Linked DNA regions of Homo sapiens: regions 1, 2, 3, 5 and 6 are each linked to region 4. A link is a loop called in an ENCODE intact Hi-C map of the cell type or tissue named here. Cell type or tissue: heart left ventricle. All regions are shown on one strand. Links, peaks and the distances in the headings refer to the core of each region. The heading gives the core; the rest is flanking DNA. Region 1 has its middle 180 kb from the start of KIF4B. Region 2 has its middle 130 kb from the start of KIF4B. Region 3 has its middle 32 kb from the start of MRPL22. Region 4 has its middle 600 kb from the start of SGCD. Region 5 has its middle 470 kb from the start of KIF4B. Region 6 has its middle 420 kb from the start of SGCD.

Evidence for each region. Peaks named below come from ENCODE experiments on the same cell type or tissue, not always from the same donor. Only the 100,000 strongest peaks of a DNase experiment are listed, where the experiment ranks them.
Region 1: a loop joins it to region 4, with 6 times the contacts of the local background. A loop is called at or near these places in 6 of 110 quality-filtered maps.
Region 2: a loop joins it to region 4, with 7 times the contacts of the local background. A loop is called at or near these places in 16 of 110 quality-filtered maps.
Region 3: a loop joins it to region 4, with 13 times the contacts of the local background. A loop is called at or near these places in 8 of 110 quality-filtered maps.
Region 5: it touches region 4 in a loop (4-fold over the local background); 8 of 110 quality-filtered maps call a loop at or near these places.
Region 6: a loop joins it to region 4, with 2.4 times the contacts of the local background. A loop is called at or near these places in 2 of 110 quality-filtered maps.

Annotation. Positions count from the first base shown.
Region 1 is chr5:155,191,538-155,196,644 of GRCh38, forward strand. No RefSeq gene overlaps it. Among named protein-coding and RNA genes, the nearest start is that of KIF4B, 180 kb to the left of the region's middle. In heart left ventricle, for the core only: no CTCF peak of the experiment used is centred there; a DNase peak (open chromatin) is centred at 2,384; H3K27ac peaks cover 2,880 bases.
Region 2 is chr5:155,136,980-155,142,086 of GRCh38, forward strand. No RefSeq gene overlaps it. Among named protein-coding and RNA genes, the nearest start is that of KIF4B, 130 kb to the left of the region's middle. RefSeq lists a silencer at 3,157-3,314. In heart left ventricle, for the core only: a CTCF peak has its summit at 2,825 (motif pointing right); a DNase peak (open chromatin) is centred at 2,862; H3K27ac peaks cover 512 bases.
Region 3 is chr5:154,970,350-154,975,456 of GRCh38, forward strand. No RefSeq gene overlaps it. Among named protein-coding and RNA genes, the nearest start is that of MRPL22, 32 kb to the left of the region's middle. In heart left ventricle, for the core only: CTCF peaks have their summits at 2,316 (motif pointing right) and 2,524; no DNase peak of the experiment used is centred there.
Region 4 is chr5:155,726,339-155,731,445 of GRCh38, forward strand. It overlaps a transcript of SGCD not described here. Among named protein-coding and RNA genes, the nearest start is that of SGCD, 600 kb to the right of the region's middle. In heart left ventricle, for the core only: CTCF peaks have their summits at 2,473 (motif pointing left) and 2,679; DNase peaks (open chromatin) are centred at 1,813, 1,953, 2,463, 3,603 and 1 weaker place; H3K4me3 peaks cover 2,888 bases; H3K27ac peaks cover 2,639 bases; H3K27me3 peaks cover 3,088 bases.
Region 5 is chr5:155,479,732-155,484,838 of GRCh38, forward strand. No RefSeq gene overlaps it. Among named protein-coding and RNA genes, the nearest start is that of KIF4B, 470 kb to the left of the region's middle. In heart left ventricle, for the core only: no CTCF peak of the experiment used is centred there; no DNase peak of the experiment used is centred there; H3K27ac peaks cover 2,200 bases.
Region 6 is chr5:155,903,366-155,908,472 of GRCh38, forward strand. It overlaps a transcript of SGCD not described here. Among named protein-coding and RNA genes, the nearest start is that of SGCD, 420 kb to the right of the region's middle. In heart left ventricle, for the core only: a CTCF peak has its summit at 2,883 (motif pointing left); no DNase peak of the experiment used is centred there.

The DNA of each region.
Region 1 (5,107 bases), core at 619-4,618, 530 kb before region 4:
AAAGGAAAGATGTTTAATTGACTCACGGTTCCACATGGCTAGTGAGGCCTTAGAAAACTTAAAATCATGACAGATGGGGAATAGGTACGTCTTACATGGGGCAGGCAAGAGAGAGTACATGCAGGAAAAGCTACCATTTATAAAACCGTCAGATCTCATGAGAATTCTCTCACTCACAAGAACAGCATGGGGGAAACTGCCCCCATAATCCAACCACTTCCTTTCCTCCACATGTGGGGATTACAGGTCCCTCCCTTGACATGTGGGGATTAGAATTTGAGATGAGATTTGGCTGGGGATACAGAGCCAAACCATATCAGTGATAAATGCAACAGGAGTAATATTTTGAAAAAATATAGCATATGCTTTCTTTTTTTGCACTTGTGTATGCTTTACTGAATCCCCAAATTAGCCCCAAGTCATTCATCTACTTCAGTTTTAGGAAAATGATAGCAGACATGCAAAAATTTAAAACAGGTAATCAGCTTCTGACATTTAAAATAAGATTTAGGCTTCACAGTAAAATTGAAGCCAGGCTTTAGAAGGAAGAATGTAAGAAGAGAGAAAGAGAAGAGGATAGGAAATCTATTTATTTTATAGTATTTTTAGTATATCTAGAAGAAAACCTGCATGATTTAGATCATAGTTTCTTCCATAGTGTAGAGAAGAAACCTCTTCCATGTGTTGGCTAGGCTACAAGGCTTGCTGCCCCAAGTTGGAGGAGGATATACAAAATCTGATGAGAAAGCAGAAGCCTGATCCTTCAGGCCAGGGTGTTTGTGGGAAGAAGAGGAGAGTCAGCGGTGGGACTGTGGGTCCTGATCTCCCTACTGTGGATATTGGGCTGCAGCAAATGGGGATGATGGAATTAATTAAAGGAGTGACAATGTCAAGTTGGTTTGGATTCAAGGAACATTTAGGGCTCTGGGCAGAATTTACCTCTAGGCTGCCCTGCTCCAAACTGGAGTGGGGACAGTTTATCAAAGGACCCCTGGCCATCCCACATGATTAGGCAGAGAGAAGGTCAAGGTTTAGCTTTTCTAAATTGCCTTCAGTGTACTTGTGGCATGGAGGGAAGTGCCTGTGTGCTCCAGAGAGTGGATCCTGGAGGAGTTGGTCTGAGGAACACCAGCACTGCCTTACAGATAATGTGGGTGACTGTTTCTGAGACCAAGACTCAGCAGCTTTAGCAAGGGCTATGGCAAGACCAAATCAGCTGGAGAACCTATCCAGGCTATCATCGCAACCAGACTTTGGGGTGTGTTAGGCACTAATTTCAGCAACAGCATAACACCAGGAAGAGAACCAGTAACAGCCATGAGGTCCCCAACCAATTGGCTCATAACCAATGAGGAGCAGGAGATTAGGGGTTTTCCTGCCCCAGGGCTCGCACTAGAGTGAAGCAAGTGAGCACTAAGGTCACCAGATTTAAAGAGGGGCTCACTCTCAGGATTGTGCGAGTTCTTCCCAAATTCTGCATCTTACACACCTCACTTGCTGCATCCTAGTCTCAGCCCTGGTTACAACACTGCCAGGTTACATAAGTCCACCTCCCACATTTCTGGTCTTGGAGAGGAGCAGGGAAGCGGGTGGAAATCTATGACCGAACATTTATATTTAAAGTGAGTGAGTCTTACCTAAGGAATTTAAAATTACTGTGTCAGTTCAGGTTTGCTGAAGTGGACTCCATCTAGGTTTTATTGTTTGTTTGTTTGCCCATTTCCCGTTGCCCAGGAAGTGAGTGCTTCTGTCAAAGAGCAGGTCTGTTAGGGAGATAAATAGAGAAACACCATTTCCTTGGCACCTGGGAGAGCAATGTGAGTGAATTTGTGACCTATTTACATCCCAGTAGTGAGTCATGGGGCTGGGATTTGAAACCAAATTTGCATGACTCTGGAGCCCACTCTTTTCACTGCTGTCCTTTGGAGATAATAATAATAAGGATAATAGCTAACACGTTCTGAGAGCTCATTATGTGCCAGGCACTGTTCTAAGTGCTTCCTGTGGATTAACCCATTGAATCTTCATAATACCACATTGGTAGGTGCTAGTCTCATTTTACAGGAGAGGAAACTGAGATGCGAAGACATACAGTGACTTCCCCAAGGTCACACAGCACGAAAATGGTAGTGAGCCAGGTGCTCTGGCTGCAGAGCCCATGCTCAGAGCCACTTCAGCATGAGGGCAGTTGACTGAGATGATGCCATCTTACACAGAGCACTTTTCACTTTTCCAAGAGCTTTCACAGCATGGTCTTATTTTATCCTCATGATAGGCTTAGCAGTTAAATGAGGCAGGAGGTAAAATTGCCATTTTACGTATGAGGAAACAGTGATGCCAACAGCAGCTGAGGAACAGTGTGGGGGCTTGTACATGCCAGGGACACTGGGGACGAGTGTCAAGTGTGTGGAGGAATGTAGGGAGATAGCATAGAGCACTTTGAATGTCACGTCAAGGAGTTTGGCCTGGAAAGTTAAATACAGATTAGAGACTGAAAAGAAAAGATATTGAAGACGTACTTGAAGTTGACAATGTGTTTAAAAATTACTTCTCAATAGGGCTCTGTCTGGATCCTAAAAAAGAAAATTAAGAAGCTGCTGAATGTGTCAGCTTTCTTTTAAGTCCCATAAGCGTATTCTTCTTGTCATCAATTCTCATTAAAGGTTGGTTGAACCCAAAGAAGATGTCAGTTTTTCTAATTACTAAAGATATTTAAGGAATAATCTCCATCTTATGCTGTTAGATGAAGCAAATAAGTAGCAGTGGAGATTGATTAATGACCAAAGCAAACCTGAGGCAATCAATCACAAAAGTCATTTATTCCGAAGTATTTAATGGAGAAATGTTTTCCAAAAATGTGGCATGTGAGGTGGTTTTAGGTAATATCCAAAGTGAAATTTTTAATAGCTATAATTTTTATGTTATTATTAGAGGAATATTGGTTTTCTATTTATGGGAATTATATACTTAAATTTAAGCTTAAATGTCAAGTTGATTTAAAGGGAATAATATATAGGTGGTATATGAATATAGAAAAAACACAAAGATGGTATGCAAATGCTAAAATTTGGAGAATGCTGTATTAATGGAACAAAGACCAACTCATTACAAAACAACTCAAAGGTGAAGATAAAATATTTTACTCCCTTCCTATCCCCACTCCCAACTCTTTTTTAGAGTTTATATATATCATGCACCGTGCCAGATATTTTTCTGGCATCAACTCACTTTGTTTTACAACAGCCTGTCAGTTGCCACCTGAGAATTGTTCTCTCCTTATTCCTCAGTAGAAGAATGCTGATTGTATTGGGGTGGCAATAGCTCCCAGCGAAAAGACTATATTTCCAGGCTGCTTGGCAACAAGGCATACTGTGGGACTATATTCTGGTGCAGGAGCTGTTAGGTGGGAGTGTTGTGTGTAACTTCTAAGACTGGCTGTTTAAGTGATGCTAACTCATCTGGGAGAAGTACCCATTTGTCCTTTCCTTTTCCTCCTTCCTGCTGCCTGGAATGTCTTTGTGATGGCTGGAATTCCTGTAGCCATCTTGGACTATGAGGTAACTTTGAAGATGGAAACCAAGTGCTTGTATGATGGAGCAGAAAGAGAGAAGCAGCAAGAGGCCCTGATATTCATGTGAAGCTGGACCTTCCCTGGACTGTGTACCTCATATCTCTTTTACCTGGGATAGAAACAAATTTCTATCTTTTAAAACTTCCATTATTTGAGGTTTTTAGTTAAAGCAGCCAAGCTGAATACTGTTGATCCAAGATGAAATATCAATTTATAAAGCTTTTGATGTAAGTAACTAAACAAAACTTATGGAAGCTTCAACATAGGTACGTATTTTTCCCACATGAAACAGTGCAGAAGTATGTGGCTGTTTAATGATGTCATCCAGAGCCCAAGTTCTCTCAACCTTCTGTTCTTTGACCCTTAGAATATTGGCCTTAATCCTAATGCTTGACAACTCATGGCTGCAAGATGGCTGCTACAGCTCTAGGCATTATGTCCACAGAGCAAGCAAGAAGGATGAGGAAGCACCAAAGTTCTGCTCCTCACAGGCTTTGTCTTTTTATGTGGGAAGAGAATTCCTCCTGAGCCTAGTTCCCTTAATATCTCATACAGAACTGCATCTCCTATGTCTGTGGTGGGATCCACCTTCTTGAAATCAATGGGTCTCTGTTAACCACTGAAATACACTGGGATTCTGTTACTAGGAAAGAAGGAAGTGGGGAGAGGCTGTGGATAGGCCACAGACAGTGAGGAAAGCAAGGCTTACAAATGCTGCGACATGCCAATATTACATAGCCAGTTTGTGGAAAACTAGATTTTGAATGAAGCTTGAACTTCCAAACCTGGGGTCTTAATTGCTATGACAAACTCTCAGGAAGTTTTCAGACACCTTTACTTTCCTTTCTTCAAATTTTGTTTTTAGAATCTCTGTCAGAGATTTTCTATGGGAAGTCCTAGGTTTCACAGCATGTGGAATTGAGAGACAAGAAAGATCCCTTCCAACTTAAGCTTCTAGAGCAGCTCTGTCTAATAGAACTTTTGAAATGGAAATGTTCTATGCTGTGCTAATACAGTAACCACTACCCACATGTGGCGATTTAGGACCTGAAATATGGCAATTGTGACTGAGGAATGGAATTTTTAATTTCATCTAATTTTAATTTAAATAGCCACATGTGGCTAGTAGCCACTGTATTGAACAGCACAGTTCCAAAGCTTCAAATTATTTGTTCTCAAAATTCTAAGATTCAACCTAAATGCTAAGAATCAACAAAATTCCACCGCCAAAACAGAACTTTTTGTTTTCAAGAAGTAATGGCCCACTGCTGCTTTGTATGAGATGGTGTTAAAGGCCAGCAGACATAATAGTTTTATGAAGGAAGTTCAGTGTGGATATAATCATGTTATAAATAAATATTGGTACATAGAATCTGCCTGCTAAAAATACTGATTTATGGAACTTCAAGTTTGCTTACAGCAAATCAAGCTTGTATTTCTGAAGTGTCAGGAGGACAGCTCTTTGGCCCAAGAAGAAAAAACCTACAGCAAGCAGAGCTAGAGAGTGGGGGCATGGGTTAGCAGGGGAAAGCAGTG
Region 2 (5,107 bases), core at 474-4,473, 590 kb before region 4:
ATATTTTTGTTAAGAACTGAACTTGAACCCAGGGCTAGTTTTTTTTTTTTTTTTTTTTTTTTAACTTTTAAGTTCAGGGGAACACGTGCAGGTTTGTTATACAGGTAAACTTGTGTCATGAAGGTTTGTTGTACAGATTATTTCATCACCTAGGTATTAAACCTAGTACCCATTAGTGATTTTTCCTGATCCTCAACCTCCTTCCACCCTCCACCCTCTGACAGGCCCCAGTGTGTGTTGTTCCCCTCTATGTGTTTATACATGCTCATCATTTAGCTCTCACTTAGAAGTGAGAACATGTGGTATTTGGTTTTCTGTTCCTGCGTTAGTTTGCTGAGAATAATGGCCTCCAGCTCCATCTATGTTCCTGCAAAGGACATGATCTCTAGTTTTTCTTAATATTTTTAAAATAAATTTTATCTTGGTTTTGAAAGTTAGATATGCTCACTATAGAAAATCTGGATAAAAGAAGAAAAGTAAAACCATGACAACAGAGATAGTTGCTATTAACAGCTTGGATTTTCTTCTGGTCTTTTTATTCTGTGCCCAGAAATATTACAACTACGTACACGTACACATTTGTTTGGATATTGGAATCCTGTTACACCTGTCATTTTATGCCTTGCCTTTGACTTATTAGAATAGCATTCATTTACTTGACATGCCTTTATGGAGCATCTTCTACATGCCAGGTGTGAGCTGAGTCCCATAGTCAGGTGGGGACAGTGGCATTCAACAAATAATCACAGTAGTAAATGCAGAGTCAGGGACTGTGATAGTAACATGGAGGAAAAAAGATGATAGGAGGCAGGGGACAAGGAGATCTGATTTAGACTCAAGAGTTAGGGAAGGGCTTTCTGGGAGAAGAGACACTTAAAACTGAGTCCTCTGGACTGAGGAGGCTTTTGCCAGGAAGTCGGGGCTGAGGTGCAGGCAGCATCCAATTTGCGGGCTATGAGTGAAATCCCAGAGCCAGCAAGAACTTTCCAGGGCTGTGGGGCTGAAAGAAGGTCCCCGTGCCAGGTGGGAGCACAGCAAGGGAGAGGAGGCTGGCAAGAGGCAAAGCTGGAGAAAAGGCAGGACCTAGAGCCTTAGGGCCATATAAAGGTTGGGGTGGGCAGGGGCGGTCTTTATCCTCATACCAAGTGAAGGCAGTGACGGGTTTTAAACAAGGGAGGATCCTGATCTGCTTCACTTTAAAATGATCATTTAGGCTGAATTGAGGAGTATGATGGGGGGCAGGGGAGGAGGAATTTAATTTAATTTATCATTACACATTCTGTTACACAAGTTTTAATGGCAACATATTATTCTATTTTCTCAATATGCTGTAATTTAAAAAATTCCCTGGTTTGGTGTTATTTTTGTTATAACTTTTGAGGTAGTGAACATCCCTACAGTAAGTTATTGAGCATAGCAATGGTGATTGCCTTTGACAAAATCCCTAGAGGTGGAATTGTTGGCTCAGAAGGTGTGCATAGTTGTAAAGCTGTTTTTCTACATTTCTAAATTGCCCCCTGAAAGGCTGTATGAATTTTAGCTCCCCCAGGTAGGGAATAAATGCACTGATTTCCATATTCCATGGCCAACTCTAATTTAAAAAGTCTATGCCATGATAAGCTAAAAAGGAGATCTCGTTTTAATTTCCATTTCTTTGATTACCAGCATGAGAGAACATTTTCATAAGCATATAAGTCATTTACAGTTTTTAAATTGCACCTGACCCCACATATTTATGTTTCTGGATCAGAGCTCCTTCTAGCATAGCTCTCACCTCTTTAGGATGTTTTCTAGGGGTTTCATGAGCTTTCCAGGCCAGGCTGACTTTAGCTCCAGGGAGACCATCTTCAAGGTTCAAAGATGCTGACAGGCATAAATGACCATCCTGGGAGTGGGAGACCTAGGCATTTTTATTTACCATAGAGACTCATACAAAAAGGACAAAATAAATAAATAAAAAGATCCTAAGATAGAGATATTTTTCATATTCTTCCTTCTGTTAATATATAAGACGACTGGGTACTTTGTTTAGATCAGTGCTATCTGCTGAAAACAGGAGGCCTGTATGCAATTTAACATTTAGTGCCATAATAAAAAAGAAAGGTGAAAGTATTTTTGATAGCATTTAATTTAAACCAGTATATTAAATATGATCATATCTATACATAATCAATATAAAAATTAATGATATTTTATATTTTTTCTCATACGAAGTCTTAAAATTTAGTGTGCATTTCACATTTAAGCACATCTCAGATAGGCCTGGGCACACTTCAGGAGCTCAATAGCCCTACTGTGGCCTGTGTGATTGTTGGCCAGCATGAGTCTGGATGGTGGCCTGGAAGGCATGACATAAGATTTATAGCTTCATGAGATTTTAGAGCTGGAGAGGAGTTTAGTAAGCGAACGCTCACTAGAGACACTGAAGGGAGAAGTCTCTGCCAAGGCCACGTGGCTGGGCCGTGGTAAGGAATTGACACAGGTCTCTGCTGTCCCAGTACCACTTCTTCCGTTTTGGGATTATCGGGAGGTAATGAAATGCAGGCCACACAGTGAACTCTCACTAGAGGGTGAAGATGACGTCGTGGTTGCGGTGGTTCTACTATGCACAACACCGTGGCTACATTAAAATAAAAGAAGTTTTAAGCCCTACTCCCCGCACGAAGCAGAGGAAGGGTGAGCAGGGAGGAGATCCTCCTGTCGTGTCCATTCTGAGCCTTAAGTATATTTCTGTTTTTCAAGGCAAATAGATTCTGGTCCACTTTTAGAAACCTTAATCTCGGTCTTCGTTGTGTCTGGTGAATACATGAGTGACCAGCAGGTGGTGCCAGAGACAGTTGGTAGCCAGGGAATGCCCTAACTGTCCTCGGCTGGGATAGCTGAGGTCACTCACTGGCTGGAGTTGAGCATCTGGGGCTCACATGCAGACGTGATGGGAAACTGGATCCTTTTAATATGAAAAATGGGTAACTGTAGAGCTAATTCTTATTGTATAAAAATAGCACTCATTTTTTTCACTTTAATAGATATTTATCAGGCTGGGTGTGGTGGCTCATGCCTGTAATCCCAGCACTTTGGGAGGCTGAGGCGGGCAGATCACCTGAGGTCAGGAGTTTGAGACCAGCCTGTCCAACATGGCGAAGCCCTGTCTCTACTGAAAATACAAAAGTTAGGTGGGTGTGGTGGTGTGCACCTGTAATCGCAGCTACTGGGGAGGCTGAGGCAGGAGAATTGCTCGAAACCCGGGAGGCGGAGGTTGCAGTGAGCTGAGATTGTGCCACTGTACTCCAGCCTGGGTGACAGAGTGGGACTCCATCTCAAAAAAAAAAAAAAAAATTATCAAAAGCCAATTCCAGATCTGGCCAGGAAAAGCATAGAGAAAATCCTGGAGGAGATAATTTTGAAGGACTGGCATTAAAAAGGAGTGTAAAATATGTCCTTGATAAATGTTATATTGATTACAGGTTGATGTGATAACACCCAGAGTGTAACGCAATCAAGAGAGTTAAAGGAAAAGTGGTAGAGAAGTTCTTTGTGGAAGGAAAAACATGAAGGAGGATTAACTAATCGTGGATGACTTCATGAGGTGGCCCTGAGGCCCACCTGTGGTGTGGGGATGAGGAGGACTTTAGTAAGTGGTCAGGATGGATGAAGTGAGAGGGTCAGGGAAACTTAGACCTAAGGTTGGGAGGGACCGCAAATATTTCACGATCTGACTCCCACTACTCACATTTGATGCTCGAAGCCCCTTCTTAGAACAACTACTAGGTGGAGATGTTTGTCTTTGAAGGGACAGCCTGTATGAGTCCGCTTAAGAAAAACCCAGTTTGGCAGGCTTTGTGAACTCAGAGGTTATAAGCAAGCAGCCTCCAGGCTAAATCTAGTCCACACAGGTGTGCAGCATGGCCTGCATAGCATTTTACACAATTTTCAAATTAGTGATTAATATGTGAGCGTCTAGACTTACCATGGAAACATCCAGGTTTCTGACTGGAGGTGCACAATGGGTGTCCCCTGTGGTCAGGACAAGTGTCTCTCTGCTTGTTTGGCTTTGTGTTCTCTGCTTGACCTGGTAGCTTTAGAGTTTAAAATCTTTAGCTTAACTGCTTTAATCGCCCTAAGATTTCCATGTTCTCTGTGAGCACAGAATTTAAGAAAGCAAGAGTATATATATTCCTCTTTTTAAATAAACCTCCCAATGAACAGATGTAAAATTTAGGAGATAATTTATGTGGAATAAGATAAAAAGAGAGGATATCATTTCTTAAAATGTTTGAGATGAAAAGAAAGTAGAATGAAACAAAAATCACAACACGGATTGTTGATTGGAAGCAGGAAGGCAGAGTCTACACTGCAGAAAATTTAATCAGGAACCGGGGATAAATTTTTGAAACTTCTCCAGAACACAGAGAACGGTAATAAGGATGAAAAGAGAGAAGAGATATAGAAGTCAGAGATTGCAAGTGCAACCTGCAAATTATAAGAATTCTTGAAGAAAGACATAAAGCAAATAGATTATATGCAATGTTTGAAGGAATAATAGAAGAAAACGTTCCAAAATTAAAACAAAACAAAACAAAGCCACTTGGATGGAAAGTGTTTTTCAAGTTTTTCAGGCAAATGTAAAATTTATATTCCAAGACAAAGCCTGATAAGGATTTTTACATTTCAGTGATGAATGGAGAGTTCTACAAGCTTCCAAACAGAAAATTAGAAAACACAGAAGAGTTTACTTTAAAAGGACATAAATTGGCCCTGGGTGCGGTGGCTCCAGCCTGTAATCCTACCACTTTGGGAGGCAGAGGCAGGAGGATCACTTGAGGTCAGGAGTTCAACACCAGTCTGCCAACATGGTGAAACCCTGTCTCCAGTAAAAGTACAAAAAATTAGCGGGGCATGATGGTGCGCACCTGTAATCCCAGCTGAGGAGGCTGAGGCAGGAGAATTGCTTGAACCCGGGAGGCAGAGGTTGCAGTGAGCTGAGATCGTGCCACTGCACTCCAGCCAGGACGACAGAGCGAGACTCTGTCTCAAAAAATAAAAAATAAGTAAATAAATAAAAATAAAATAAAATAAAATAAGGACATAAGTTAGTTTCAGTTTTCTT
Region 3 (5,107 bases), core at 133-4,132, 760 kb before region 4:
GCACCAGCCTATTACAAATACTTTGAATGAAAGCAAGGAAATATTGGTAGATGAATTATACTTGTGCACTAAAATAAAATTTTTAAAAATATCCAATAGGGACTTGAATGATTATTTTCACATATGGCCCAAGGAGGCTCATACAAATTCTACTTTGGAAAGGAAGGAATGGCAATATTAATTTCAAAGTGCAATTTAAGGAAGAAGTTAAATGACCCTAAAAAGGTTGTTTACACATGCAGTCAATTTGAGAAAATGTACAAGTCTTCTGAAGAGCATTTGTAAATTGCATGTGTCCACAGTGGACCCCAATATAAGAAATACTGATTTAAATGGTTTTTCTATTTGACTGTTTATCTAAATGGTCACAGTTCTTTACTCTTTTCATATATTGATGCTCTTTGCAATGTGACTTTGTATCTCCTCTTATTAAGAGGTGGAGTCTTTGAATCTGGGCTGGCTTTGTGACTTCTTTGGCCAACAGAAAGTAGCAGAAGTGAGAGTTTTCCAGTTTTCAGTCTAGGCCTCAGAGGTCTTGTTTGCTTCCTCTTTTTTTCCTGGACCTTTGCTTCTGCCATGTCAACAAACCTAAGCTAACCTGCTGCAGGACTAGAGACCACATGGAAGAGAGCAATGAATCACCCACTGAGAGCCAGCCAGCCAACTCCTAAACATGTGAGTGAGCCCAGCCCACATCAACAGAGCTGCCTACCCCATGAAAAACTGACTATAGAAGCATGAATGAGCCCAGTTGAGATGAGAAAACCCACTATAAACTGACTTACAGAGTCATGAACAATAGTAACTGCTTATTGTTTAAGCCATTGAGATTTGAGGTAGTTTGTTACACAGTAATAGGTGTGATAAATATTTCAAACTTTGTACCCTACAGAAAATACCTATTCTTTTTAAATGGCTGTAAAAATTTATGAAATTGATTCTAGGGTTATCATAAAGGAACCTTAATAGATTCTTTCAAATAGAAACTATATAAATAACTTTTTAAAATCATACTGCCTTAAAACTAGAAATTTGTTCCTTTTTAAAAAAAGTTTAAATATAATTCAAGCTACTTGATAATTGAACACTCCTAACTCTTGGTTCTTTGGGGGAAAAAGGATCATTAAAGTGGACGTGACCTATGAATTCAATCAAATACAAATGAAAAAATTCAATGTGGGAAAAGGGCATACAGAGAAGATTGAGAATCCTATGTAGTTAAAAAAAAAAAAAAAAGAATCCTTTGTAGGAATGTGCTGTATCGTAGCCAACCTGGAAGTACATTTCTCAGAATCCTCTTCTCTGTAGGGTTGTGGGTTAGAATTGGCTGAAAGATGAGTAAGATCTGGGAGTTGGAAGTGATGCTCTCACAATCATTTTGGCATCCTGACACCTATTGTAGTGGTAACTCAGTCGGAGACACCATGCTAAAGCAGCAAGCATCCCATTCCATCATCTTGTAAGACTAATGTAAGCAAAAATAAATTATTAAAAGAGTATTGGATCACTCAAATAATTTCTAAGTGGCCCAAGAACTAGATTTTAAAGCTACATAGCCAGGAACAATGCAATCAGATGACATAGGAAGAAAACCATACCTCCTTACAATAGGGCTGTTCTAGTGGAAAGACTAGGATTCCATCATAGCTGCTCCTAAAGGGCCAGATGCCTGTGTACTGTCTGGGTATAATAGAATCTGTAATCTCCTACTCTGTGACCACCTCCTCACATTGTTCTCTTCCATCTCTGAATCAGTGTGGGCATAAATGACTGGCATATATTATATGAATGAACCTTAGTTGTAAGTACAGAAATGTACTTTTTAGTTTTCTGGTTTCTAAAGCATGCCAATGTCCTCCAGTCAGAGACCACCACAAATACAACTCTAGTTGAACAAGTTGGGTTTATTACTTGTTGCAGCGAGGGAAAACACACCATGGGGAGCTATGGGGTGTCTCAATAAGAGGTGTTAGAACCTATTATAGGATTTGGGCATTGGTTGGGTGATTTGTGGAGGGGCTAAGAAAGCAGGTATTTTTTTCTAAATTGGATGCTGTTAGAAAGCAGGTGCAATTATATGATTATCTCAAGTTTTATCAAGGAGGGTAAATGAGTGAAAAAAAGGGGTAAGTGGTAAAGAGTTAACAGTTACTCATTTTGGCCACAAGAGAGGAATGTTTGGTATTTTGTGAGGGGCACAGTGAACTTATTTTTTTCTGAGCTTCAGCAAAATGATGGTGTGGACTCGCCTTATTTCATTGAATCATGATCCCAGAGTAACTTTGTCTGGCTTTGATATTCTGTGACATGGTTTATGTCCAACAGAGGGCAGCATGGCCTAGCTGTGAGTGCCTGGCCAGCTTCTGAATGTCAAGGGCTGCTCTTTTCTTTTCTTTCTCAAATGCAAGAGAAGGGAATTGTTGAATAAGCTGATTTATTGTTTTTGCCACAGGTATCACCATACTTAAAGTGAAGCTCTGGTGTTTCCTGCTAAGTTCAGGTATAAGACAAGTATGCCGACTATCCATGATCATTTAATATTTTCTGAAAGTTTAGCCAAAACAGTAAAACAAATGAAATAAGAGAAAAATCTTTGGAAAGGAGGAGGCAAATTATTATTTACATATAATTGCCTATCTAGCAATCTAATAAAGTAAACAGAAAAAATATTTGAAGTAAGTAGAGTTCAATAAGGCAGTTGGTTACAAAATCAATATGCCATACACACACACACACACACACACACACACACACACACACACACACACACACACTTATTTAAGAGACAGGGGTCTCACTGTTTCTGTTGCCCAGGCTCAAGCTCTGGGGCTCAAACCCTTCACCTCAGCTTCCCAAGTAGCTAGGACTACAGGCACATGCCACTGTGCCCAGCTAAAGCTTATCTTTCAAAATCAACAACTCAAAAGAAAAGATAATTTTTAAAAAGTATTAAAAATAGAAACTAAAATATAAAATATCTAGGAACAAACTTACATAAGTAGGCAGGACCCATAGAAATAGAACTGTAAAACTTTATTGAGGGATTTGAAAGAAGACTGGAATAAATGATAGGGCATACCCATTCTTGAATGGCATAACTCAAGAATTCAACCACTTCAATTCTAATAAAAATGTCAAAAGCATTTTTTTAACTAGAGAATATAATTCTAAAGTCACCTGGGAAGCTTAATAAAGGGATGAAGAAATTTTGGAAGATTGAGGGGTGACTTACATTGCTAGGAAGAAAGGTTTATTATTAAAGCAGCATGATTCTTATGTAGCCTCCCAGACAGGCTCAAGTATATAGATTTGATATAGGATAAAGGTGGAATTGAAATATACTTACACTTCTGCTTAGGATATAGCTGCAAAGCTCATCACTCTCACCCTAACAATGAAAATGACAGGTAAATGACAAAATCATTACTTTTGTTGAGCCCGTAAGAAAGAATAGCTTCTGAGGCAACCAAGTAAGCTAATTCAAAAGAGAGACAAGTTCCTCCAAGGAGAGATGAGCTATGCAAACTGTCTTAACTGTCAGAGCACAAAAAGAGGGGCCACCACTTTTTAAGTGGATTAGAAATCAGGGAAATTGTTACATGCTGTCAAAATCCATGTGTGGATTAGTGGGCATTTGTTTTATTATTGTTCATGACACTGTGCTGCCTTCTGTGTATATGATGTATTTTAAAGTAGGGAAAAAGTAAATTTGGGGTCCAAATGTAATTTCCTGCATTTTTACACACAGGGGAATTTAGCCACAGAGAGGCTGGGTCCATTGGTGAAGATCAATTACTCCCATTTCCCAGTTCAATTTTCCATTCCCTATCCAATGCTCTGGCATCTAAAGCAGCCACATGATTTAGCATAAGTTAATAGACTCTGAACTTTTAAAATCAAGGCCAGTTTAAAAGAACTTAAGTTGCAGATATGAGATGTTTAATAAAAAATGAACACATACGGGTGAAATTTATCTGACTTGGGATGGAGAAAGCTTTTTATAAAGCAAAGGCAGAAGCCATAAAGAAAAAGATGAACATCTTAGGAGTATTAAGAGATATATCTGAATGATAAGATTACAGGCAACCTTTAATTTTACTTTGTGTGTTTTTCTATATTTTTGATGTTTTCTAAGTGAAATATATATTACCTAGGTAATTAGAAAAAATAGTAAAATTAAAAATAAATATCACTTTGAGTACTGTGAGCAGAAGCAGGAATGGAAGAATGCAGCTAACTCAGGAGAAATATGTGTTTTTAGCAGCTATCATTACCTTGAGTTTTCACATAAAACCTTAAGTTTTATAGGTGGAGAGAAAAACCAGGGGAAAGCACCTGATTAAGTGGCATTAAGTGGATGCTGGTGAAAATGTGACCACATTAGAATGTTGAAATATGATGAAATTGTGGCACAGGCCATCCTTGGATGTGCAGGTTGTGACCTGAGCAGAACTGTCTTCTGACCCATCCCTGCTCATCACAGATATTAAGAGTCTGAAGAAAGCTTGGCACAGGCAGGGTGTAGAGAACACAATAGGAAGTCTTGGTAAAGTCACAGAAGCAAGAGAAGCCCTTATACCCTCCACCCAGTGATTTCAAGTGGGAGAGAAAGAACGAGAAGTCTCTTGGAGTTTATGCTTAAGCCTCACCTGACTTTATTACTTTGCTATGTGGCTAGTTTCTTTTCTTTCCCTTCTTTTCTCTCTCTCTCTCTCTCGTCTCGCTCTGTTACTCAGGCTGGAGTGCAGTGGCGTGATCTCGGCTCACTGCAACCTCCGTCTCCCGGGTTCAAGTGATTCTCCTGCCTCAGCCTCCCAAGTAGCTGGGACTACAGGAGCGCACCACCACACCCATCTAATTTTTGGCCAGGCTGGTCTCAAACTCCTGACCTGAGGTGATCCACCCGCCTCAGCCTCCCAAAGTGCTGGGATTACAGGCATGAGCCACTGCTCTCGGCCTAGTTATTTCTTTATGTCGAAGTTCCCTGCTCTGATAAGATGGTGCAAAGTGAGAGTGTTAAATGTGGCTTTTCTCTTAATGACTTGTTTTCTCATAAGCCAACAGTGTTGATTGTCTGTGTTAATGGAGAGGATTTGCAAGCCCATGA
Region 4 (5,107 bases), core at 589-4,588:
GAAGTCATTCGTTTGTGACTTCAAGTGCCTCCAAGGAATAAAAGAAAATACGTTTTTCCCTTCCTTTTCTCGTTTTTGCTTTTGGTTGATTGATAGAAATCCTAACTTACGCCATTCTTCACCAAGGGCGGTTGCTGTCCAGCTTCCAGGTGCTGAATGTTAAAACCAAGGGACCAGATCTGTTTCAGACCAGTTATTGTGAAAAGCTCCACCGTTTTATCTGAGGGTTGGCCCCCAGTTTCCCATCGTGTCTTAAACATCGGTGCCTTTCTCTACAATGTCCCCTGCAATTAACAGCAGACTCCTTCCTATAAAGTAGGCTTTTAAAAACAGAAGCAATAAGAGTTTTATTTATTTTACCTTCTACCTGTTACCACATTACATCAGGGCTTCACTTGCACCCAGATAGCTGCCTTGACTTCCTAATGGTTTTCTCTGCCTGCAGTTCCTTTTCTTTCTCCCTCTACCCCCATCTCTTCCCCTCTTAAGCAATCCTGTACAGGGATATACTGCTCGAGCTAAAATGAAGCTTCCATTATTTTACTGCTTAAAACACTTCAGTGACCCCCGCCCACCCATTGCCTAGGGAAGTTCTCTGCCCCTACCAAGCTTGTTTGCTGCTGTTCCAATGCGTCTTTCTTCATCCTTCATTTTGACCTCTCACATCCTCCTCTCACTTTTCCAGCTATTCGAATCCTGCCTACTCTTTAGGTTTTAGCTTAAATCCCACTTCTTTCATGAAGCCTTTTTTGGAAACTCCAGAGGAAATGAATCTCAATCTCTCTCTCTCTTTCTTTCTCTCTCTCTCTCTTTCTCCCTTTCCCCGCTTTTGCTGATGACTCGTCTCAGTAATGCTGAGCATAATTTGTGTACTGGCCTGTGGCAGAAAAAGCCCAGGACTGGCAGGAGGAGACCAGACTGGGGGCTGACCAAACTGGATGTGTGTGACAGCGGGCAAGCCACGTGTCTTCCCTGAGGCTCAATTTCCCCACTAAGATGAGAAGATTGGAGACAATGATGTCTAAGTAATCGCACATGGTGTCCAGTATTATGTGTGTTTTGCTAACTTTGTCTCTTTAAAGTTCTCATTTTCTACTACTGTGAAATTTTCTTATTTTAATTATCCTTCTTGTTAGTATTGAGCTATTACCCATCTTTTAAATTGTCTTTTTAAAAATTCTCGTGTTTTTGTTTTTCTTACTCATATCATAAAAGAACCTCATTTTACGGCTAGGGCAATGAGGCCCAGGGAGAGCCTGCCTAAGGGCACGCAGAGCAAAGAATACAACATTACACCCAACTACGGAGGGCCCTGTGCTCCGGACGCTGCCCGGCGTCGCTCAGAGTGGGTGCTCACAAATTATTTGTCAATTGATTGGAGGTTGCCAGGCCCATCTTGCAAGACACCTCCCTTCTCCCTGGAAGGAGAAACCCTTGGGAGTCTGTTGGTTAACGGGAAAAGTGCTTTCTCTGAGAGGAAGGCGGGGCAAGCCGGAACAAGCTCTCGCTGGGAATCCGCACACTCCTTCTCCCGGTGTTTCTTAACCCCTTTCTTCTCCCGGGAGTGGAGAGGGGGCTCAAGGATACTAGAAACCTGTCCCCTTGGCGGAGACACGTAGTCGCCTCTGGCCGCCGCGGCCGACTGATCTTGCGGAGTGGAGCTCCCCCCACCCCGCCCGCGTTTCGCTGGGGCTCCCTCCGCTCTGCAAAGGGAGCGGGGAGCTGGGGGAGCCTTGCACACCAGTCTTCCTGGAGCTGCAGACGAGGAGCCCCGCGCCTTCGGGAGCCTCTCGGCGGCTTCCCCTCTAACGCGCGACTGTGCAGCCTCTCCCCGCCGCCCCCACCCGCGGCTCGCCCTCGCTCCCTCCCTCCAGCCCCGCCAGCCGGAGCGCGCACACCGGGACTCCGGCACGTGGGCGCGCGGGAGGTGGCGGCCGCTGCTGCCGCTGCTGCCGCTGCCGGAGCCCGAACCCAAGCCCCAGCTGGAGCCGGAGTCGGAGCCGGCGAGATCGCCCTCCATGCTGCGGGAGCTGCGGCCGCCTTCCGCTCAGCCTCTGGTCCCAGGCGAGCCTGGCGAGCCGGCGAAGCACCGGCGGGGAGGAGGACTAGAACAGGAGGAGGGGCACGGCGGATTGAAGCGAGCTGGGCTGTGAGCAAGGGACACCCACAGCCTGGAGAAACAGCCCCGCTCTCTTGCGCGCTGTCTGCTCCAGCCGCTACTGGGGGCTCTAAGCAGCGCGATGCTGCTTCGCTTCTTCTAGGCGGCGGCCGGCGGAGGCTTTCCGCAGCCGCTTGGCCGGCGCCGGCCCCTATTCCGTTGGCAAGTCCCTTGTCTATCCCGGAGGGCGCACCCGGACGCTCGAGCCGGAGCGAGCGCGAAGTCCGAAGTCCGCCCCCAGAGCCGCCAACTTCCCTGTGAGCCCCTCTCCCCGCCGCAGCCTGCGCCAGACCTGGGAGCGATGCGCCCCCACCCGGGCGGCGCGCCCTCTGCCAACTCGCCACCCATGGGATCGACTGCCCTCAGCTGCCCGGCTTGGAGTGCGTAGCCTTCGCCGCGTGGCCCAGGAGAGGAGCGAGACACCAAGGCGTTTCGCGGACTCCGCGCGCACCAGTCGGCTTGGTGGCCCTGCGGGATAGCGTTTATACCCAGGGGTGAGTAGGCCGCTAATGGAGGCCCCCTTTACCCCCAGCTAGCGGCTTGCATGGACGGCAAAGAGACGGGAGAAAGTTGGGTCTCCTTGCGCTTAATCTGGCATTGGCAGAGGAATGCAACACTGTTTCCTCCAACTCGATTGCCGCGGGGGTTTCCCCAGTTCCCTCCATCTCTAAGCCAAGGAGGGAGTCCCCTTCCGCTTCCTAAGGAGAAAAGGGGCTCCCTAGAGCAGATCGCTGACTTCCTCACCAACGTGCCATTTGGGGCTTTTCAGCCGCCCGCGCGTTAAGCTAGCTCCCAGCATAAGCGCTTAGAGATCCGCAGCCGCCTGGGCGCGCTAAGAGATCGTGGGCAGACCTAGCCCTTAGGGCAGCCTAAGCGCGCTTCACTAAAGAAAAAAGACTGTTGGTATATTAAAGAAGTGTGTGTGTGAGAGAGAAAGAGACAGAGAAAGAGACAGAGAGACATGGGTGGGGGCACCAGGAAAGGTAGCCCGAGTAGGAGGTGCTAGTGAAATTTATCTTTTGCTGACGGATCCAGCCTCCGGAATGCCCGATTGTCTTGATCCGCGGTGCGGTGCGGGTTTTAGGGGCGCACAATACAGGGTGTCCAGACAGAGTCCAACAGGTGGCCTGCGCGGGCATCCTGTGGCTAGGCGCGGGGGAGGGGAACGGCTCCCTCCCCGAGCCCCGGGCTGCCTCTGCTGCTTCTAGGGGTGCATCTGAACATGGATAAGGAAATGCGCTCCCTGCTCTCAGGCCCTATTTGGGGTGAGTGTGTGAGGCATCCAAATGCCTCCTGTCGGAAAACAGCGGCCTCATTGTGTGCCCGATTGAGGTTTCAACTTGCAGGCAACTGAGAGGCCATTCAGCTGGGCAGCACGGAGTTGGCTGGTCCTCGGACTTGAGCCATGGCCTTCCCCACGATCCCTGGCGGCAGTATCCCAGCTCCTCCGGCTGGGCGGCGAGCCAAAACTCATAGTTTCGCTCCTCTGTACTCCACTGAAGGGAGGGGGAGTTGCCTAAACACCAGGCGTTTTTATCTTGAGATTCATACACAAGGGCAGGTATGGGCATACACGTGTTGTGTGCGAGTGAGCGTGGAGACAAGTCGAGTTTAAGAGCTGGATGGAAGAAATTAGAAAACTCTGCACCCTCCAGGGAGACAAATTAGGAGAGGGCGCGGTTGAGCTTTGAAAAAGTTTCACCTGAACTCACCTTTCTTCGGTGACTTCAGGTGTGCCAAGTGCAAAATATTCTAATCCCTTAAAGCTGTGGCCCCTCCAAAGCAGCATCTTCCAAAATTGCCCAGTAACTTCTTCATGAGTAACTTCTTCATTCCTCGGCTTACTCATTTGTAGGTTGGGGACAATTATCCGCATTCATGGGAGAAGCTCTGGAATGTCTATAAAGGAGGTATTTAGAGATGGATGTCCAGTTGGAAGGTAGAGCAGCTGTGTGTGTGTGTGTGTGTGTGTGTGTGTGGCGAGGGGAAATTGGGGGAAAGGGAGAGCTGTCTGGAACCTACATACATAGTAGGCACTCCGTTTTTACTTAGATTTTGTATTTTTAGGAGGTTGGTTGGCTTTGGCAAGAGTGATGGAGATTTGGGGAAGCTAATGCTTTCCCAGCACACACTTGGCGCTGCCACATCGCTGCCGACCTACTGTGGAGTGAGATGTTTGTATATTGGAAACAAAGTGATGGACACTCCAAAACACAAAAGAACCCTCTGCTGTTGACGCTTGCCCCAGTGGCTTTCCCTCCAGAGGAAGTTCTGGAGACCACAGCTGTTTAGCCTTGCTGCCTTAATACTCTGGAATTTTCCTGCATCCTTCCAGCCCCAATTTAGTTTCCCTCCTAAGGAGCGCCCTCCTCACCCAGGGCCTCTGGCAGCAGATCATCAAGGATATCTAAGTAGAGTGATTTCCCAGATGTGTAGCACACACTGGGTGATTTAGCATGGGGCGCATGCCTCTCCACAAACATGCTGGAGCCTTGACGTTTGAAAGGGAGCCAGGAGCTGGGGGCCAAGAGGAGAATGGGCAGGGAGATATTATGCATTACAGAAAGACAGTCAGACAGTAGTACAGAGTCAGAGTAAGAAGAAAAAGGAGAAAGACAGAGGGGCACGAGAGGGAGGGACAGAGGGGCAGAAAGAGATGGAGAGAGAGGCAGAGACACACAGAGATAGAAAGAGAGAGGGAGGGCAGAGAGAAGACAAGAAAGTTACAGGGTAGACAGGGCAAAGAATAAGAGGAGGCAAGAGTGGCAGAGAGAAAGGGATGGAAGGGAAAATAAATCTGAAGAAGAGTGTGAGAAAAGAGAACAAAAAGGGAAAGGAGTGGGAATGGGTGGGGAAGTCAGATGGGGAGGAGGGAAAGGGTGGGGAAAGAGAGGTGCCCTGAAGACACATTATTTTTGTAGTTAATTTTCGTAAACCATGCTGCCATTC
Region 5 (5,107 bases), core at 540-4,539, 250 kb before region 4:
GGCCCTCATCAGAAGCAGATGCTGGTGCAATGTTTCTTATACAGCCTGCAGAACTGTGAGTCAAATAAACCTATTTTCTTTATAGATTACCCAGCCCCAGGTATTCCTTTATATCAACACAGATGGACTAAGACACTCTCCAACTGGACCTTGAGCATTTTGATAGCATAGCCCCCTTCTTAATCATCTCTATATGCCCAGTGCTGAGTATGATGACTGATGTGGAATAAGTTACAGAATTCAATTTTCACTATGTTACAGTTGAATTATTATCTCAGATAGTTGAGTACATTTGAGATCTCAATTTTGTTATCCATTTCAGTTGAATATTTTTCACAGTATGATATCAACTGTAAATTTGGTAAGTATGCCTAAGTGACACAGACTTCAATGGGCACATAAAAGTATATGAATCCCTTGGATTTGCAATGAATGACAAAATGATTTCTAGATTGTTTTTGTGGTTACTAATAATATTTCTTGAGGGTGGTATGCTAGGCACATTTCTAAGCATTTTTCTCATTGAATCCTTCAGCAATTCGGTGTTTAGATTTACTGATGTTTTTCAGACTGAGTGAACGTCACAAGGTCACAGCTGTTAAGTAGAAGATAATTAACCTTGATGTATCTGATCCCAGAGCCTAGGTTACTAACCATTATGCCAAGTCTTTTCAATGCCATTTTATATATCTGCATTTATTAGACCCAACTATCCTTGAATCTGGCCAAAATAGAGTTAATGGAGATGTTTTAAAGTTAATCCTATTTTCTCAGGATAAACAGGATTTTAATCCCTCCCCCCCCCAAACAAAAAATATTCTTCTGTTAATAATTGCTTTTTCTCCCCTTTTCTCTCTGTCAGGGAAGGTCAGTTTATTATGGGTCATTGTGGATGCAACAAAATTAATGACAATTGATATTCGTCCTCTGCTTCTCATATTAGTGGCTCTGTATCAGCATCCACTCCCCATGCAGTGGGCATGCCCCCCTCCATCACTGTTTTCCCATCAGCTGAGGTTTTGCCTTAGCCAGTGAACTTTTAATCACTCTGAATAGCTAATCACCATAATTCCTCACTGGCAAAAGCTGCAAGTTCATCATGTGAATGGACCCAGTGTCCTTGTTAATCACAGTAATCGCTCACCACTCATGAGCTGTGAAAAGTAGTGACAAGTATCCTCATCACACTTGGTTGCTCACAATCTGAGGGAGGCTGATAGGAGTCTCATGATTCACCCAACACAGGCTGTGGGGCTAGCAATGGAATGCCTGCCAGAACTGCAAGTTTCAGATCTCTGTTTATAATTATTATTTTCCCAAGTTGGCAAATGCTCATATCTTCATCCCCGCAGTTACTGATGCTAAAGTTTCCATAGCAGGATTCCCTTGCAGACCTCTCCTTCCTTTGTGTCAAATGACCCATCTTGACTGGCATCCAGCCTCCTGAGATTCCTGGCCAGGACATGAACTTTTGGTGCAAAATTAACTAAGGGTATTTGTCTTATACTGGAATTGTTTTAATAGCAGTAAACCAGAAACCGATCCATCTGGTTTAATTATAGAAGGATTTATCCATGGGTATATCTTTTCCCCAAGGCCTAGAAATTTCACCACTCTTCAAGAGGGACATGAACTGGACTTGAAGGGCCACTAGCTGTCAAGGCAGTTATTCTGTTAATCCTGTTTCCCATGCCTTCTGTATAGACTCCTCTGGATCTCTATGTGTTCTACTATTTCATTTTTCTATCTTGTTTTGCTTTGTTATCACCTCTTTCAGCTTTGTTTTGGAACACAGACCATAAATGGCTTTCCCAAAAGGGCAGTCTTGGTGTACATGTCCTGAGCAGTCCAGGGTTTTCTGCTAACAGAATATACTTTCTGATTTCTAGTTCCACATTCTCATCCCACAGCTCTTCAAACTGTTCTATTACGAACTCCACACTGTAACTTCTCCCAGATTTGCATGTCAAGGTATCAGCAGACTAAAGGGCTTCATTTTCATCAAAATTAATTTTCTTAAAACAGCTATTTTAAGGTGTCAAAAATAAACATTTCTGCTATTATTATACCATTTCAAAAAGTCTTTTAAAATTGTCTGAATGGGCCAAAGACCATCACAGACTCTTCACCCAAAAATATATACAAATAACAAATAACATATGAAAAGATGCTTTACATCATATGTTAGCAGGAAAATGCAAATTAAAACAACAAGATACTGCTACACACTTATTAGAATGGCCAATATGTGGGACACTGACAACACCAAATGCTGGCAAGGCTATGGAGCAACAGGATCTCTTATATATTGCTGATAGAAAAGTGTTACAGCCACATTGGAAGACATTTTGTCAGTCTCTTATGAAACTAAACATACTCTTATACAATCTGCCAATTGACCTCCTCTATATTTACCCAAGAGTTGAAAGCTTATGTCCACACAAAACTTATGTCTTACACATAGATACTTTTAGCAGCTTTATTCATAATTACCAAAACCCAGAAGCAGCTAAAATGTCCTTCAGTAGGTGAATGGATAAATTAACTGTGGTATATCCAGACAATAGAGTATTACTCCGGGCTAAAAAGAAATGAGCTATCAAGCCATGAAAAGATAAGAAGGAAACTTTAAAGGGTCTTACTAAATGAAATAAGCCAACCTGAAAATATTACATACTGTATGATTGCAGCTATATGACTTTCTTTAAAAGGCAAAACTATGCAGAGAGTAAAAAGGTCAGTGATTGCAAGGGTTAAGTAGGGAGAGAATAGAAGATTTTAAAAATAGTGACAATATTCTGTATGACACTGTAGTGATGGCTACATGTCATTGTATAGTTGTCCAAACTCATAGAATGCACAACACAGAGTGAACCCTAATGTAAACTATGGACTTTGAATGATATTGATGTGTCAGTATAATAATGGCTCACAAATGTACCATTCTGGTGGTGGATGTAGATAATGGGGGAGGCTATGCTTGTGCTAGGGCAGATGTTATATGGGAAATATCTGCCCCTTCTTATTAATTTTGCTGTGTACCTAAAACTGCTCTGCCAAAAAAAGGCTGAAAAACCTAAAAAAAAAAGTGTCACAAGCTCATTATTTTCTTTTTCTTTTTTTTATTTTATTATTGTTATACTTTAAGTTTTAGGGTACATGTACACAATGTGCAGGTTAGTTACATATGTATACATTATTTTCATCCAGAATAGTTGCCTTGGATATTTTTGAAAGTCATCCCTCTTTCTGCATGTTCCTTTCTTTATCACTTCTCCTCTCTCCCTGTCTTAGAGAGAGAGAGAGAGAGAGACAGAGAGACAGAGAGACAGAGAGAAAGAGAGAAAGAAAGAACATATATGCACATGAGTGAATGAGAGAATCCAGATCCCTAAGAGAAATCAAAGCCCTGGGATACTGGAGTGGATTTTTTTCCCTTTACTTAAAACATTGGTTTCTCACCTCACCCCCGCTTTTGAGAACTCCGTCCCCGATTTTCCTTTGTATAACTGTCTCTTCCCCATTGTTCATATTCTTGATGGAGCTGTCAATCAAGTTGCCCTAGCCAAGAGATCAGTAAGAGAACCAAATAAGGCCAACTCATTTCCCATTTTGAGGACTCCAAATATTATAGAGTTCAGTGATGCCAGGATGAAAAGATGATTGGAGCTGATTCTTTGTAGTGTTGTCACCTTAATTGTTGATTAGTTCCTGCTGCTTGGATCTCTGCTTCTTTTTTTCCCCTAAGATTGGCTCTTTAGAGGTTTTTTAAGTTTTCAAATGATCCTATGTCCTACCACTAAAGCTGCGTTGCTTCAGTTAGCCAGAGCCAGTTTTACTGCTTGCAAACAAAACAAAGAAACACACAATTGATCTGGCTACTACGCTACAGAAAGTCTTGGTTGCACAGATTTTATGTTGCTTGATCCTATAAGCGCAGCTTCTCTGTTATGTTCCCGATGGGATGCTCAGAATTCAAGGGCAGGATACAGTGGCTTAGTGCCCTATTTATTTTAGGTAGAATTGACAGAATAGGTCACAGTGAAATTATAGCCCTATATGGTCATGGTTCTACAAACTTTGGGCTGGGTTCTGGAGATATATCTCCTAAGTTAAGTTTAATTAGCAACTACTCAATATCAATCTGCCTTTGGATATCTGGAGCATGAATCTCACAGCTTGGATTCTTCTCCGGTTTTGGTTCATTAGCAAAGATTCTGAGTTATCTGTGGTATAAAGTTCAGAAGTGTATAAGGTAAGAAGAGAGCTTTGAATCAGTTTGGTAGCTGAGGGACACAGACAGGAAAATCTAGCTTGAAAAACAATGTAGTCCCCATCATCCCTGGGTGACTTCCTAGGGCCCTCCAAGGAAACCCCATTTTGTTCTCTCCCTCTTTCCCCTACTCTTCCCCTCTCCTCTTCTCCCTTAATCCTTCTTCGTCAAGTTTTCAACTCTCCTCTCCTTCTCTTGCACATAGGTTGTACAACTATTTTCTACCCTCTTTATCTTTCTAGCTAATATTAAGCAGCATCTCTTTCTGTCAGGTGATTCTAAGCAAGGCTTTAGAATCAGACAGGATAGATATTTTATTTCACCTATGCCACTTGCTAGCTGTGTGACCAAGGGCAAGCTCCTCCCTCAGACCCAGTTTTCTCATATTCCAAATAGAAGGAATAAAGGTGTTCATGTGAGGTTTACAAGGAAAACACTTGATGTCATAACTAGCCCATGGTGGGTAACTAAAGATTGGTAAGCTTTGTCTATTCGATTTAATTTATAACTTCTATTATTATTGTTATTTTCCTACTGTTATTTTTCTTCAATTGCTTCTCATTATCAGCACCTGTTTATTGTGCTTGTCTTTGCATCCATTCACCTCTCTTCTCAGTGTTCAATGCCTTCCCTTCCCTTATCCCATGATAAGGCCACTCACAGGGAACCTAAATTATTAAAAGTTATTCCTAGAAAATTTTAGTAACAATGGAGAAATGTTAGCCTCTAGGCGAGTCTTAGTGGATTTCCCTTTACACTAGTGAAACATAATTTTAGATTATTTTAGTAATACTTTTATGGAATGTTTCCCATTTTCTAAATCTCACTTCTTGT
Region 6 (5,107 bases), core at 482-4,481, 180 kb after region 4:
ATTTTTTTGTTGTTGTTGCTGCTGTTTATTTTGTTTTGTTTTCAACAAGGTCTCTTCATAGATCTCTATCTAGCCTACCTGTCTGTTGTTGATCTTGAGTCAGGTAAACTCCATTGGTTCAGCCCATGCCCACCCATTATTCCAGTAGAAACGTAAGTTCTTCTTTACTGAGCAGGAGCCTCTGAGTGAAGCAGCTTCCCACATGGGGGACAATGATTGTGGAAGGGACTCTGACTGGCATGGACAACACACATATACATTAAAAATACACCTCTTCTTTGATTAGCCAGTTAAATGAACTAATTTCTAATTATCAGTGTTGGTGGAATAAAATGTAATTTAATAAATATTCTTAAAACACCTACGATGTACAAAGTTCACAAAGGGGTGGTAGAGAAAGGTAAATCCTGGGCACAATGTATTTGTTTTCTCTAACTTAATTCAGCTTCAGTTAAATACCTAGTTTCTTCCTGGGTTAAAGAGAAAACAACTTTCAACTTACTGTGCGTGTTCTCCTAGAATCACAGGCTTTGGGGAGGACAAACTCCTCAGCAGGGCTTTAGAGCTTTGGCTGCGTGTCAGAAGGTCTTTTACAGCTGACTTCTGCTAGCCTGTACTCACCAACTATCAGAGAGGAGAGGTCCGGAGTATTCCCAGTGAAGTGCTCACTCTGCTGCGTGTGTGTGCTCATGTGTCACTGTGCACATCTGTGAGGAAGTGTGAAAATAGGCATCTTCATATGCCTTTGGGAAGAGTGAATTTTGTTGTTTCCCATGACTTGACTTAAATCACAAGAGGAGAAGGTTTCCAAAAACATGCTGATATATTGCTGTAGCTGTTGGGTATCTTCTTCCAAACAGGAGCAAGTTTCCCTGGCAACCATATTGTAAGTCACTCCCTCATGGCCTTGCCCATTCTTGATAGAACTTACCACTGCAATGCGTAATAGGCTTCTTTGCAGAGCTTCAACCTCATTTGTAAAAATTGTGGCAAAATACACTGAACATAAAATTAGCCATTTAAACATATATGATCCAGTGATATTTAGTACATTCATAGTGTTGTACAACCATCACCACAATAACTTCCTTCTAATGGTTAAAGTAACCTAAAGCAATTGTACTTTGTCTATCATTTTTAATTTGTTCGTATGTTTTATTTTAAAATATATAATGGAATATTTTTAAAAGAATAATTACGCCCTAAATGCTTATATAGTATGTAGGTAGAGGGATTTTCTAGACAATTCTTTTCGTGTAAAATATTGTGCTTATGATCTGCTGAGGGAGAGATAGACAGACAGATATATGCCTGTTGACACTGGCCTCACTTTTTGATGTGTGACTTGTAACTATAGGTTTTTTAAAAAATACAACTGTAATCTCAAAGAAATAACATAAAGTACCATCTTATCTTTTGACTCAATATGCATCATTTGTTTGTTGAACACTATCCTTCCTTTTAATTTGCTATCATGCCATGTTTAATCTTGTAGTGCAAAGAACATTTACTCACAAGTTAGGAAACTGCCATGTAATAGGTGGACAACCTTGAGCATGACAATCTCCTTCTGTGAGTCTCCGTTTCTTCTTCTATAAACTGAATGGATCATAGCCATTCAACAAAGAGCCTGCTGTGTGTCTGGCACTCATATGCTGCAGACACTGTGAACATAACAGTATCTTCCCTGTCTTTCTTGAAGGGTTGTTGCCCTCCAACTTAAATGTTAGGGATGATCTGCAGAAGAAATGGGTGCTACCAAGTCCCAGGCAAGATGTCTCTCGTAGCCAATGCTGCAGACCTGAGAATTCTGGAAAGTATAGTTCCAGTTTAGCTAACTTTGGACTTTACAAATATGCCATAAACAGCCATAAACACTGAATGGATTAAAGAAAGCTGATGCAAAAGTCATGATAGGGAGAGAGCCAGATTTGTAGGGTAAAACTATTTTATCTAGCACATGGTATAACCTTAGAAATTATTAGTTACTTTTTTTTTGGAGATGTATATTGAGTGAAGCTGTCAATCATAAGGGCCATCAGATAACTAAGGAGGCTTAGAAAGAGGATGGTCTTAGAGGGACTCTTAGGCCCAACCTGATGACCTGAAAGGGAATGCCTACCCTGACTGAGCCTGGCACTGTGAAGCATGCAGCTAAGTTCTCACGTGCCAATGAAGTCTGACCATTGCATTACTGGCATACCTCATTTTATTGCATTTGGCTTTATTGTGTGATATGGTTTGGCTGTGTCCCCAGCCAAGTCTCAGCTTGAATTGTATCTCCCAGGATTCCCACATGTTGTGGGAGGGACCCAGGGAGAGGTAACTGAATCATGGGGACCAGTCTTTCCTGTATTATTCTCGTGATAGTTAATAAGTCTCACGAGATCTGATGGGTTTATCAGGGGTTTCTGCTTTTGCTTTTTCCTCATTTTTCTCTTGCTGCCACCATGTAAGAAGTACCTTTCACCTCCTGCCATGATTCTGAGGCCTCCCCAGCCACGTGGAACTGTAAATCCAATGAAACCCTTTTTCTTCTCAGTTTTGGGAATGTCTTTATCAGCAGCATGAAAACGAACTAATACATTGTGCTTCTCAGATATGGTGTTTATTAAAAATTGAAGCTTTTCAGCAACCTTGCATCAAACAAATCTGTTAGTTCCATTTTTCCAACAGCATGGGCTGTGAGTCACATTTTGGTAATTGTCACTATCCTTCAAACTTTTTCATTATTATTATATCTGATATAATGATCTGTAATCAATGATCTTTAATGCTATTAATGTAAGTGTTTTCGGGTACCATAAATCATGCCTGTGTAATATAGAGAACTTAATTGATGAATGTTGTATGTGTTCTGACTGCTCCACCTGCAGGCCGTTTCCCCTCTCATTTCCTCTTCTTGAGCTTCCCTATTCCCTGAGACACAATCATACTCACACTAGGCCAATTAATAACCCTACAGTGTCCTCTAAGTATTCAAATGAAAGAGAGTTGCATGTCTCACATTTTAAATCAAAAGCTAGAAATGAAGCTCAATGAGGAAGGCAAGTAGAAGGCCAAGAAAGGCTGAAAGCTAGGTCTCTTGAGCCAAACAGTTAGCCAAGTTGTAAATGCAAAAGAAAAGTTCTTGGAGAAAATATAAAGTGCTACTCTGATGAACACACAAGTGATAAGAAAGCAAAACCACCTATTGCTGATAGGGAGAAAGTCTGAGTGGTCTAGATGGAAGATGAAACCAGCCACAACATTCCCTTAAGCAAAAGCCTAATCCCAAGCAAGGCCCTAACTCTCTTTAATTCTTTGAAGACGAGAGAGGTAAGGAAGCTGCAGAAGAAAAGTTACAAGCTAGCAGATGTTGGTTCATGAGGTTCAAGGAAAGAAGCCATCTCCATGACATAAAAGTGCAAGGTGAAGCAGCAAATGTTGATGCAGAAGCTGCAGCAAATGCTGATGCAGAAGCTGCAGCAAATGATTCAGAAGATCTAGCTGAAATCATTGATGAAGGTGGCTACATGCAGCAACAGATTTTCAATGCATATGAAACAGCCATCTTTTGGAAGAAGATGTAATATAGTACTTTCATAGCTAGAGAGAAGAAATAAATGCCTGGTTTTAAAGCTTCACAGGGCAGGTTGATTCTCTTTTTGGAGGCTAATGCAGCTAGTGATTTTAAGTTGAAGTCAGTGCTCATTTGCCATACTGAAAATCCTATGGCCCTTGAAAATGATGCAAAATCTACTCTGCCTGTGCTCTAGAAATGGAACAGCAAAGCCTAGCTTACAGTTTATCTGTTTACAGCATGATTTAGTAACTATTTTAAGCCTACTGTGAGACCTACTGCTCAGGAAAAAAAGAGATTATTAAAAAAAAAAATTCCTGGTCATTGACAACGCACTTGCTTACCTAAGATCCCTGATGGGGATGTACAAGGAGATGAGTGTTGCTTTCATACCTGCTAACACAACATTAATTATGCACCCATGGATCAAGGAGTTACTTTGACTTTCATGTCTTATTATTTAGGAAAACATTTCATAAGGCTATAGCTGCCATAGATGGTGACTTCTCTGATCGATCTGAGCAAAATAAATTAAAAACCTTCTGGAACATTTGTGATTCATGGGAGGTGGTCAAAATAGCAATGTTAGTAAGAGTTTGGAAGAAGTTGATTCCAACCCTCATGAATGACTTTGAGGAGTTTAAGACTTCAGAGGAAGAAGTAACTGCAGATATCATAAAAATAGTAAGAGAACTAGAATGAAAAATGTAGCCAGAAGATGTGACTGAATTACTACAGTCTCATGCTAAAACTTGAATAGATAAGCAGCTCCTTCTTATGGATAAGCAAGGAAAGTGGTTCCTTGAAATGGAGCCTACTCCTGGTGAGGATGCTATGAACATTTTTGAAATAACTAGAAAAGATTTAGAATGGTACAGAAACTTTGATGATGAAGCAATGATAGGGTTTGAGAGGATTGACTTCAATTTTGAAAGAAGTTCTACTGTTGGTAAAATGCTACCAAACAGCATAGCATGCTACAGAGAAATCTTTTGTGAAAGAAAGAGTCAACCAAGGCTGCCAACTTCATTGTTGTTTAATTTTAAGAAACTGCCACAGCCACTCCAACACTGAGCAATTACCACTCTGATCAGTCACCAACCATCGACATTGAGGCAAGACCCTCTGCCAGCAAAAAGATTGCAAGTCACCGAAGGCTCAGATGATCATTAGCAATTACTAACTGTAAAGTATTTTTAATTAACATGTACATATATTAAGACAGAATGCTATTATGTCCTTAGTAGACAACAGACAAACATAACTTTTATAATGCACTGAAAAACCAAAACGGTTGTTACTCACTTTGTTGCAAATTTGCTTTATTGTGGTGGTCTGGAATGGAACCTGCCAAATCTTAGTGTATGCTTGTATTTTACTCAATTCATCTCCAAAAGCCCATGCAGACATTTGATTGACTCACTTTTATGTTTCCAGTTCTTCATATGATGTTTGGTGCACAGTTTGGTGTATACTCATGAATATTTATTGAATGAATGATGATAAGCACTGTATAAAGGTTATTTCACTTAGTAGCAACAACTT